Linked DNA regions of Homo sapiens: region 2 is linked to region 1. A link is an interaction called in ENCODE POLR2A ChIA-PET data of the cell type or tissue named here. Cell type or tissue: MCF 10A. All regions are shown on one strand.

Region 1 (5,000 bases):
TTAGCCTGTAAATACCCCAAACTGGACTTGGCTTACTTACTTTGCAATTTTATTGTCTATATGTATGTGAATGGTGTTTTACTGTATGTTTTAATCTTTTCATCACCCAGTTTCTCTTAAACTAATGCACTCCCTCAAGTAAAGGCTTTGCCTACCTACTAATCATGAAAAACTCATCCAGACAGCTGCTTGCTGTGTCGACAATGCCAAACAGCCTCCTCCACCTTGGTTGATTTAGCTAAGCCCTTGGTAGTATAAAGTAATGTTGATGGCTTTTACTTTTTTATTTTTTGCATTTTGAACTTTTAACACCCTTCTGCCTCCAAACTCTTAAGCTAAATTTCTTCACCTTTTACACCTGTTCATGATCTATGTATGCACACTTTACCAGTAGTATCTAGAATGTTATTCTTAAACTTTAGGGAACAAAGGAATCATCTGAAAGGCTTGTTAAACACATATTCCTGTGCCCTACACCCAAAGTTTCTGATTCAGTAGATCTAGAGTGGGGACAGAGAATTTGCATTTTCAGTAAGTTCTGAGGTGTTGAAGATGTAGCTTATCTGGAGACTATGCCTTAAGAAACACTGACATTGCGGCACTATTCACAATAGCAAAGACTTGGAACCAACCCAAATGTCCAACAATGATAGACTGGATTAAGAAAATGTGGCACATACACACCATGGAATACTATGCAGCCATAAAAAATGATGAGTTCATGTCCTTTGTAGGGACATGGATGAAATTGGAAATCATCATTCTCAGCAAACTATCACAAGGACAAAAAAACAAACACCGCATGTTCTCACTCATAGGTGGGAATTGAACAATGAGAACATTTGGACACAGGAAGGGGGACATCACACACCGGGACCTGTTATGGGGTGAGGGGAGCGGGTTGGGATAGCATTAGGAGATATACATAATGTACATGACGAGTTAATGGGTGCAGCACACCAACATGGCACATGTATACATATGTAACAAACCTGCACACTGTGCACACGTACCCTAGAACTTAACGTGTAATAAACATTTATGTATATATATATAAACACACACAGGAAGAGAAAAAATAAAAAGAAAGAAACACTGACATAAGTATTCTTCTTTATTTCTGGGACTCCTCCCCACAGCTACTTAAACCCTGTGGTTGGTCATTGTATTGAAGACCTCAGCAATGCTCTTTACAAAACTGGATGTGCGTGATTCCATTGGGACATTATTCAAATGAAGAGTTGGTGTCAGTGAGTCCAGAGTGGAACCTGAGGATCTGCATTTCTAACAAGCTCCTCAGTGATGCTGAGGCTGCTGGAACACCCTAAACTTCCCACTTCAACTTTTCACCTTGGGTATTTTCACCCCTGTGCCATTCTGAGAAACACAAGTTTCCCGAACCCTGCTAAGGAGCTGGGTTCTTTGACATTCATTGTTGCCTGAGAGTTCCTCCTGCTGGCTAACACTGCAGCTGCCACTCCCCAGTCCCATGCTCAGGGCAACCATCGTTGATTCATCCTGGCAATTGAGTCGGAATGCCCCCAGAAAACCTTTCTCAAAACAGTGTCCTCCAGGCCACCATGAGCAAATCCTGATAGAATAAGAGGAAACTGATTAACTCTCCTGATTCAAAATAAATCTCCTGGCTGGGAGTGCAGTGCCTCACACCTGTAATCTCAGAAATTTGGGAGGCCAAGGTGGGTGGATCACTTGGGGTCAGGAGTTCGAGACCAGCCTGGCTAACATGGTGAAACCCCATCTCTACTAAAAATACAAAAATTAGCCAGGCGTGGTGGTGGGCACCTGTAATTCCAGCCACTCGGGAGGCTGAGACAGGAGAATCGCTTGAGCCTGGGGAGGTTGAGGCTGCAGTGAGCCCAGATTGTGCCACTGCACTCCAGCCTGGGTGATAGTGAGACTCTATCTCAAAAAAACAAAACAAAACAAAATAAATCTCCCAAAATAGTTCTACGAAACTTCACTAGGGGTTAAATTTTTTTCCCACTTTTTAGTGCCAATAGACAATCATACTTTCTATGTAACTGAGAATATTTAGTTCATATGGTTATTCAGTTCCCTCTTTCAAATACTTCTATTAATTTTGATATATGTTTCTCGCTGTTGTTTTCAGCCATCATCTCTAATTACCTTCTGCCTTGGTAGAAGTCATGATCTGCTTTATTAATACTTGATTTTTTACCTTCCAAGATGATACACACTCTACTTAGTGTCTTTGATATGTTCTTCTTTTAAATTTCTCCCTTATCTAAGTTAAACTCTTATTTCTTTTGTCAAAAATGTGTACTCTTGATGCTTCTATTAGACCAAAATGCCTGTCTTGTTTCTCTCTTTGCTTTAACTTTCATTTCTTCAAAAGTGGAGTCTATTCACGGCTTCCATCTTGAAAGCAGCCCCTTATTCCTTAACCTACAGAAATGGATCCCCCCAACACCCCACCTACCTAGCAATAGTGCATAGCTGTTTACTCAGGAAACCCAATGACTTTTTCTCAATCCTCAATGCAGTAATTTTTATTGACTAGGTGCTTTGAAACAAAAGATTTTGTTTTCCACTACATCCTGGCCCATTCTTTAACACCCCTGGCTTCACTTCTGCTTCTATCACTAAATATCTAGAAGCCAAAAAGGGGTTCTGTCTCTGTTCTGCTACAGCTCTCTAGTCTTCCTCAGAAATCTCACTGACTGAGCTCATCTTTTCCTCCCCAAGTCAGTTTACTCTTTGAGTTTTCTTATTTTGTTGTTTAAGTGGCCTGGGCTCAAAGTCCCAGAATCCGCCTGAACCTGCCCACACGTCACTCTCTACACCCAGTGAGTTCTCAGGTCCTATAAATACTTCCTTCAAAATGTTTCTCTCTTTCAAATGATTCTTTAAAACATTCCATTCCTTTTTATCACTGCCAATTCCAACCTCGTGCAGGTCTCTCATTACTCAATCCTCTAAGCATACTGGGCATTTCTCAATTCTCTCCATGTCAATTAATCTAAGAGGCTGTTGTAATGGAATTTCCCCAAACCCTTCCTTCTTATGTCACACTCATGTTCCCAAAGCCCTCATCACCCCACATTTCCTGTAGTTAAATAAAAGATCTATATCCTATCCTGGTGTTCAAGAGCCTCTGTAATGGGACCATTCAATGTATCTACATTTCTCTCCTTCTACTTGCCTCCATGGACTTTTCATGAACTCTCCACTTTAGCCATATTGGTTCACTTTTTCTCAAAATATGTCATGTTGTGTGCACAGAGCCACCCCACCCCATCCTTAGCCCCTGCCAGTTGCCTATGTCCTCCCTTCCTCCATTATTCATCCCAAACTCCAACAGCTGGGTCCACCTCTCCTGACTTTAGTCTCAGTGTGCTTTGCATGTTGCAAGCCTGGTTTGAACAATTCAATTAGCACCTAGTCTTTCTTTTTTTCTATATCTTTTTCCTATAAATCCTAAATTCCTGCACAGATTTGAAGCTCCCTGTACAAGGAGCTCTATCTGACATTTGTGATACGTAGAATGGCAGCATGTGGATCAGCAGTACCACCAGACAGCTGAGTTTGAAAGTAAAGACTTGATTCTAATTTTGTCCACTTATAGATCAACGTTAGAATTTCTATGCAGTTTAAACTTAGCTTTGCCCTCAGGGTGATAATTTTACACAGTGTCCTGCAAAAGATATACACGCCCAAACAGATAGCATTTCTTACAATAACAAGACCTCCACACAGTCAAAAGCTGCAGTTGAACTAAATCTTCTTTCATATTCTAGTTAATAAATGCTCCTAAATATTTTCAAGTTTCTCCACCGTCGCTAAGGCTTAGAGAGGCTATTTGTCATACTTGCGAAGGCTTCAAATGAGGCATGATTTCCAGAAGAAAGCAGCTGTGTAAAATTGGCCTGCAAACAGAAAGACGGCATGGCTGTGGGACACCTAGCCTGCTGTCAACAACCAAAACTCTCACCGGCACTGGTAATGTTTTATTGGTTTAATATTAAATAACTGCCCCTGCATACGGAGTGTATTATATTTAATGGTACTCTAATACTTGGAACTGCAGTTTTCTCTCATGCACCTGTAAAATTAGTATTTCCAAATATTCCACTAAGTTAATAAAGCTTAATTTGTTTTATGTGCGGTGTCCAAAAGCCTGACATAGGCAGTGGAACTCTTGACTTGGAGAAGATCTGATGGGTAAATGGTTATTCACCACCTAAGAGGGACTGTTTTTTTTTTCTCTCTCTCTCTATGTATCTCAATGCACACTATTTGAAACAAAGATTATAAGGTTTTTGTTTATCTTGAGTCATCAGTGAGCGATTAATGCACTTTGGTTACCCTTTGCTTTGTTCAGGGTAAGTCTGGATGGGGAGATGAGTAATTGCAGGTTTGCTAAGACCAAACCTGAAGACGATTCTTCAGCCTGCTCCTGTTTGAATGCCTTAACTATTACTAAACCTTGGGTAGGGAGTCATTTTTAGTTTTGCCCAGACATTTTAAGCCTTCAATTAGAAAGGATTATTTACCAATAGTATTCATTTGAGGGCAAAATTTCCCAATTATAAAACAGTTAAAACAAAAGCTGAAAACAATGAAATTTGGATTCTGTGTTTTTCTTACTGAAAGTTATGACCTGGCTCACTCAGAACTCACCATTCATATTAATTCATCTTGTTTCTAGAAGCCATTGTGATCTTCTGATTCTGCTTTTGGCACTAAGAACAGTCTGAACTAAGGTACAAAATAAAAACAGGTTTTAATAAATTCAATGGGCATTGTGGCCACCCAGCCTGTTCTTTATAGACTCACTTTCTAAGATTAACTGACCTACAGACTGATTTTTTTCAAAGTTGCCCATTTAAAATTGGATCTTCGTTCATATGCAAGTATTTGTTTGAATACCTGTTTTCAATTATTTGGGGGTATATATTCAGATACATCCATGGCAACAGAGAGCAAATTATCTGTTGCCAGGTGCTTGGGGCAGGGGA
Region 2 (5,000 bases), 110 kb after region 1:
CTTTTCATCCAGCTTGGTCTGGCTTCCAAATCACCCTTTCTTAGTACTTTCATCCTACAACAACATTTAATTTAGTATTTTGTGGTTGAAATGATCCAGAGAGGATCAGAGAATTGGAGTGACTTGCCTAAGATCACACCACTAATATGGCAGAGTAAAGACAGAACTCAAGCTTTTCAACAGCTTGGCTCCCCTTTCTTCCTCTTTTGTTCCTCTACTGGCTCTTTAGTTCTCACTCTGGTCCACATGTGTATAGACCCAGTCAATAGTTTCTATGGATATCCTGACTGCCCCTATAAAATAAGTGGGTTGCATTAGCAATTTCCAATGTCATCTTTCAGCTTCATCTTTCTATGAGGAATGGGAGTGGTTAAGATCATTGACACTGATCAAACCATTCAGGCTTTATTCTAGTAGAGGTAAAACTCTTTTGACAATTCTTAAGTATACAGGTAACTTTCTATTAAACGGTTTCCTCTTGCACATACTTTGGTCTCCAGCCCTAGCCAAAACCCAGGCATGCAGAACTGGCAAACTGCTTGGAGGAAGACCTTCCAAAGATCTCAGAAATTTCAAGAAAGGCTTTTGTGGTATTTCTGGCCCAGCCAGAATCAGGAAGTACCTGATCACTCACAAGGAAACTAGTTTTTGCACAATTTCCAACATCTCCCCCCACAACCCCCACTTCATCCTAAAGCCTTTCTTGAGCCACACATTCCTGCCCCTTCCCCAAACACAGGTTTCTGCAGAGTCAAAACTTTTGATAGTTCAGATAAGGTTCAAATGAGCTGCTGAACTCTTGGAGGCTGGAAGTGAACCTAGCATTTTGTTCCTTGCTCATCCCCGGTAATGAGTATACCAGGCTGGCTATGTCAAGGTGGTTTGGGTCACATAGTGAAAATCAACATAATTGAAAGCATTAATCAACAAACAATTACATGTAATGGTACAGAATGACTACTTATGAGGCCTTACATGATTCTGACCAAATCTGCCTATGGTAATAACAGGAGGCACACAACTGTACCAGAGGGTTTTTGTTTTGTTTTGTTTTTTCAAGAAATAAATGCTGAGGGCTTGCTTTGGTTCAAAAAAAAAAAAAAAAGAAAGATGCTTTCAAAGGTAGAGATGAGGAGAACAAGATTTGTGTTATGGAGCCAATGAACTTCAAATTATCCTCCAAATGTAAAGTATATTCTAGATATTTTACTGGGTAGAGCGGGAAAAAAGCTTCAACACATTTCAAGTGGATGTTGCTTTGAGTTTTTCTTTAAGATGCTTACTTTAGAAGACAGATTTCATTATGCTTTAGTTGCTTTCAATCATTAGAACTTTGGAGTTGATTTTGAAATACTTATTTCTTGCATGAACTTGGGGAAGTAGGGGAAGCAATTAGATCTTGTGATTTTTAAGGCTACACTGAGGATAAGGTAAGAAAATATCATAAATTTTATTTCATGCTTTCTTGCCAATTGACAGAAATGTGCAGTCCATATGAATTCATATAACAAGGGTGGAATGTTGGAAAAACCAATAAAGATTTTGTGGTCTGACCTATAATAAATGTAGTTTGATTTAGAGTCTGTTTTTCACAACATGGCAAAATGAATCATAAAATAATGGGCCCTGAAACTCCTGTACTTTTTAACAATAGCCTGGGGACAGTTTACTGTGTAATGAATTGTAATTAACCCACCTTCAAAATATTTTATGAGTATTTTGCCAATTAGCTTCGCATGCTTGCTAATGACTCATGGCTAGTGCATGTCTTTACAGAACCGGATTTTACAGAGCACATCGCCCTGTTAACTCAGCACAAGTGTGCAACATGGGAAGGATGACATAGGTAGGTTGGAACACCCTCAACAGCATCCCTACTTTGCCAACCCAGTGGACTCAGCCATCATCCCCCAAGCCTAAGATAATCATAATGGCTTGTGGTGTCAGAGAACTTTGGTTTCTGATGGATTGCAAGGAATGCTTCTCTCCCTGCAGACACATCTGTTGTTACTTAGCACTAACATATATAATGCTACTAATTGTGGAGCCATCTTTGTTTTCTTTACTTAGCACTCTGGTTAGCATTATTTTATCTTCATGGTTCATGGATTTCTGCCACTGACAACATAAGTCCACTCTAGAGAAAATAAAACAACTACCAAGCTGTCTCCTTACATTGCTTTGCTTTGAAATTAGAGGGATCGTGTACAGCCAAGCATGCTTCCTAGGATTCTAGCTCTGATCTTGCTATGTCAAGAGTTGGCTTTTCCTTGAAAAACTAGTGCTTCCACTGGCCTGTGAACTGACTAAAGGGACTGCAGAAAGAAGCCCAGTCTGGCTCTAAATTCCATGCACTGAGAAAGTTAATCGCAGGCAAGGTCAAACGTTCCCAACTCTTTGTTCTTCAGAGGCCAAGCCAACAAATTCCAAAGCCAATTTAAGAGATCTAACCAGAGATGGCAAAATAGTTCCATTTTCATTTCATTCAACTATGAATAAAGAATCTATAAGGATTAATTAAGGATCTATATAATTAAGGATCTATAATGTCACCAGTGTTTTTTCTGCCAGCAAGGTCGTATACCATAATAAAGATATAGAGGCTAATTTTCAGTAGTATAACACAATAATGTAGTGCTTGGGGAAATCTAAACTACACAGGAATTATTTCACCCTGATGCCTAGAAAAGTAAACAGCAGCTTTTAGCCTCACTCCTTAAGGCAATGGTGGTCTAAATTGCAGGGAAATCTTGTTACATAAAAAAGGCTACTCTAAAGAAGGCCAAAGACAAAGGGGAAAAAGTTTGAGTTCCTCCTGAGGGTTCTGCTTATATCCTAGGGGGTATTGCCTCAGCAGGAAAGTCAATATGGTCCCACTTCCCTCAGTGAAGAACAGGAGATGGAGTAAGAGAGGAAGAGAACTCGCTGCAATACTTCCATCTTTTGGAATAGGTATGATCCCAGCAAGACATTTCTTCTCTTGCTGGGAGGTTTAAGAGTATTCTTCTCAATTTCCCCTCATTTTCTAGGCCCAAATCCCTCACCCATTAAAGAACCAAATAGAGGCATGAGATCTCTCTTGCTAAGATGAAATAAAAATGACTGTAGTTCTTGGAAGCATTAATTTTTACTAAGCCCTCATCATACACAGAGAAGTGACCTGAAGGGTTAGGTAGCTTCTTCCTTGGCTCTGGACCTCAATCAGTTTATGAAGGTGGCCCTTAAGCTGCAGAGAAGGAAGGCATCCAGGAGCTGACTGAAGTATGGAGGCCTGCATAGGCCAGTGGCCTGAGGAGAAGGAGATGGCACTATGTCTGCAGAATCTCCATCCTTAGCCTGGTCCATGGCAGCTGTAGCTCTAGTCTATGTGCCTCTTACCCTCTCCCATTTGGGGACCAAGACTGAACATCTTAACCAGACAAGTCATTTTTTATCCAGCAGCATATGAGTGATGAGCTGAATCAACCAGGGTTATATCTCTTGAAAATCTTAATAAAGACATACACAGACTTTTGTTAACTCATGTTGGACAATGTAGAAATTTGAAAGCATAGAAAACCAACTGAAGGAAAGCAAGAAAGAAGAAAGAGCTGGAGAGAGATAGCAGATAACAAAGAAAGAGATTTTGGCTCCTAGTGGCTTTCCAGCTTCCTATTTCAGTTTTCAATAAAACCCAGCCTGACTTTCTGCCCTTATGTAGGTTGATGTATATTCCCCTACTTGGAAATAAAGCAGCCCTTACTGGAAAACGCTCCATGGTTCATCAGTACATAAGAAAAAGGCTTTGGGGTCAGACAGCCTGGGTCCGAATTCTATTTCTGCCACATACCACCTCTCTAGCTTTGGACCATCTATGACCTAGTTTCCTCCACAACAAAATGAAGCATCTAATATTCCTCTGCCACGGGCCTGTGAGGACTAATCCATACAAAGCACAGTATTTAGAACAAGAAAATACTGGATAAATGCTGTTCATTATTAACACTGCTTGACTGGTAATAGACTTCCCTTCCTCTCTCAAGACTTTGCTAATTATCTCCCAATACAATTCATTAAATTGAGAAATCAACCTCTCTAGTTGATAAGATGCATTTTTTTTTCTTTTTTTTGTGTGAGACGGAATCTCGCTCGGTCGCCCAGGCTCGAGTACAGTGGCGGGATCTCGGCTCACTGCAAGCTCCGCCTCCCAGGTTCACGCCATTCTCCTGCCTCAGTCTCCCCAGCAGCTGGGACTACACACACCCACCGCCACGCCCGGCTATTTTTTTTTTCTTTTTGTATTTTTAGGAGAGACGGGGTTTCACCGTGTTAGCCAGGATGGTCTCGATCTCCTGACCTTGTGATCCGCCCGCCTCGGCCTCCCAAAGTGCTGGGATTACAGGCGTGAGCCACCGCGCCTGGCCTAAGATGCATTCTTAATGCAAAGGTGTTCTGTGTTCTCACATTCAAAGACCTTGCTACCACCCCAGTGAATCAGCTGACTGATAATCTGAGAATAACATAAAGATATTACTTAAACAGTTAAATCTATACGAATCCTAGTTATCCATATCACAGACTTTAAGTTTTTTTAAAAAAATAACGGTGATGGATCAGCACGGTGCATTGTTCCAAATTAACATTTGCAAGGTAGCAGACCGAGTTTGGGAATTTATTTCATGGCTTGGGAATAAAGTGAAATTAACTGCAACATTGTAGGTGAACTATGCCCTGAGCTGTGTCTAATGAATACCATTGCAGAGAGAATAAGGAATTAAGTTTAGTTCAATATTTTTTAGTTGAGTCACAGAAGAGCAAATCTGCAAGACAGCATTTTTATTATCACTTACTTCATTCCTTGATGTTAAACATCAACTTTCCATGTTCAGAGTGTTAACTACTGTCTGTGCAACTGTATAGCCTATCAGTTTCACTTGGATGTATGCTCTGTGTTTTACTAGGTTATCAATCTAGTTAGCTCTCAATGGAATTTTTTTTTTTTTTTTTTTTTTGAGACGGAG

Evidence for each region. ChIA-PET counts read pairs that join two places held together with the same protein. Peaks named below come from ENCODE experiments on the same cell type or tissue, not always from the same donor. Only the 100,000 strongest peaks of a DNase experiment are listed, where the experiment ranks them.
Region 2: POLR2A ChIA-PET joins it to region 1 with 10 read pairs; 2 of 35 experiments call an interaction of 5 or more read pairs at or near these places.

Annotation. Positions count from the first base shown.
Region 1 is chr20:6,992,586-6,997,585 of GRCh38, reverse strand. No RefSeq gene overlaps it. Among named protein-coding and RNA genes, the nearest start is that of BMP2, 230 kb to the right of the region's middle. In MCF 10A, no CTCF peak of the experiment used is centred here; DNase peaks (open chromatin) are centred at 2,955 and 4,365.
Region 2 is chr20:6,879,911-6,884,910 of GRCh38, reverse strand. No RefSeq gene overlaps it. Among named protein-coding and RNA genes, the nearest start is that of BMP2, 110 kb to the right of the region's middle. In MCF 10A, no CTCF peak of the experiment used is centred here; no DNase peak of the experiment used is centred here.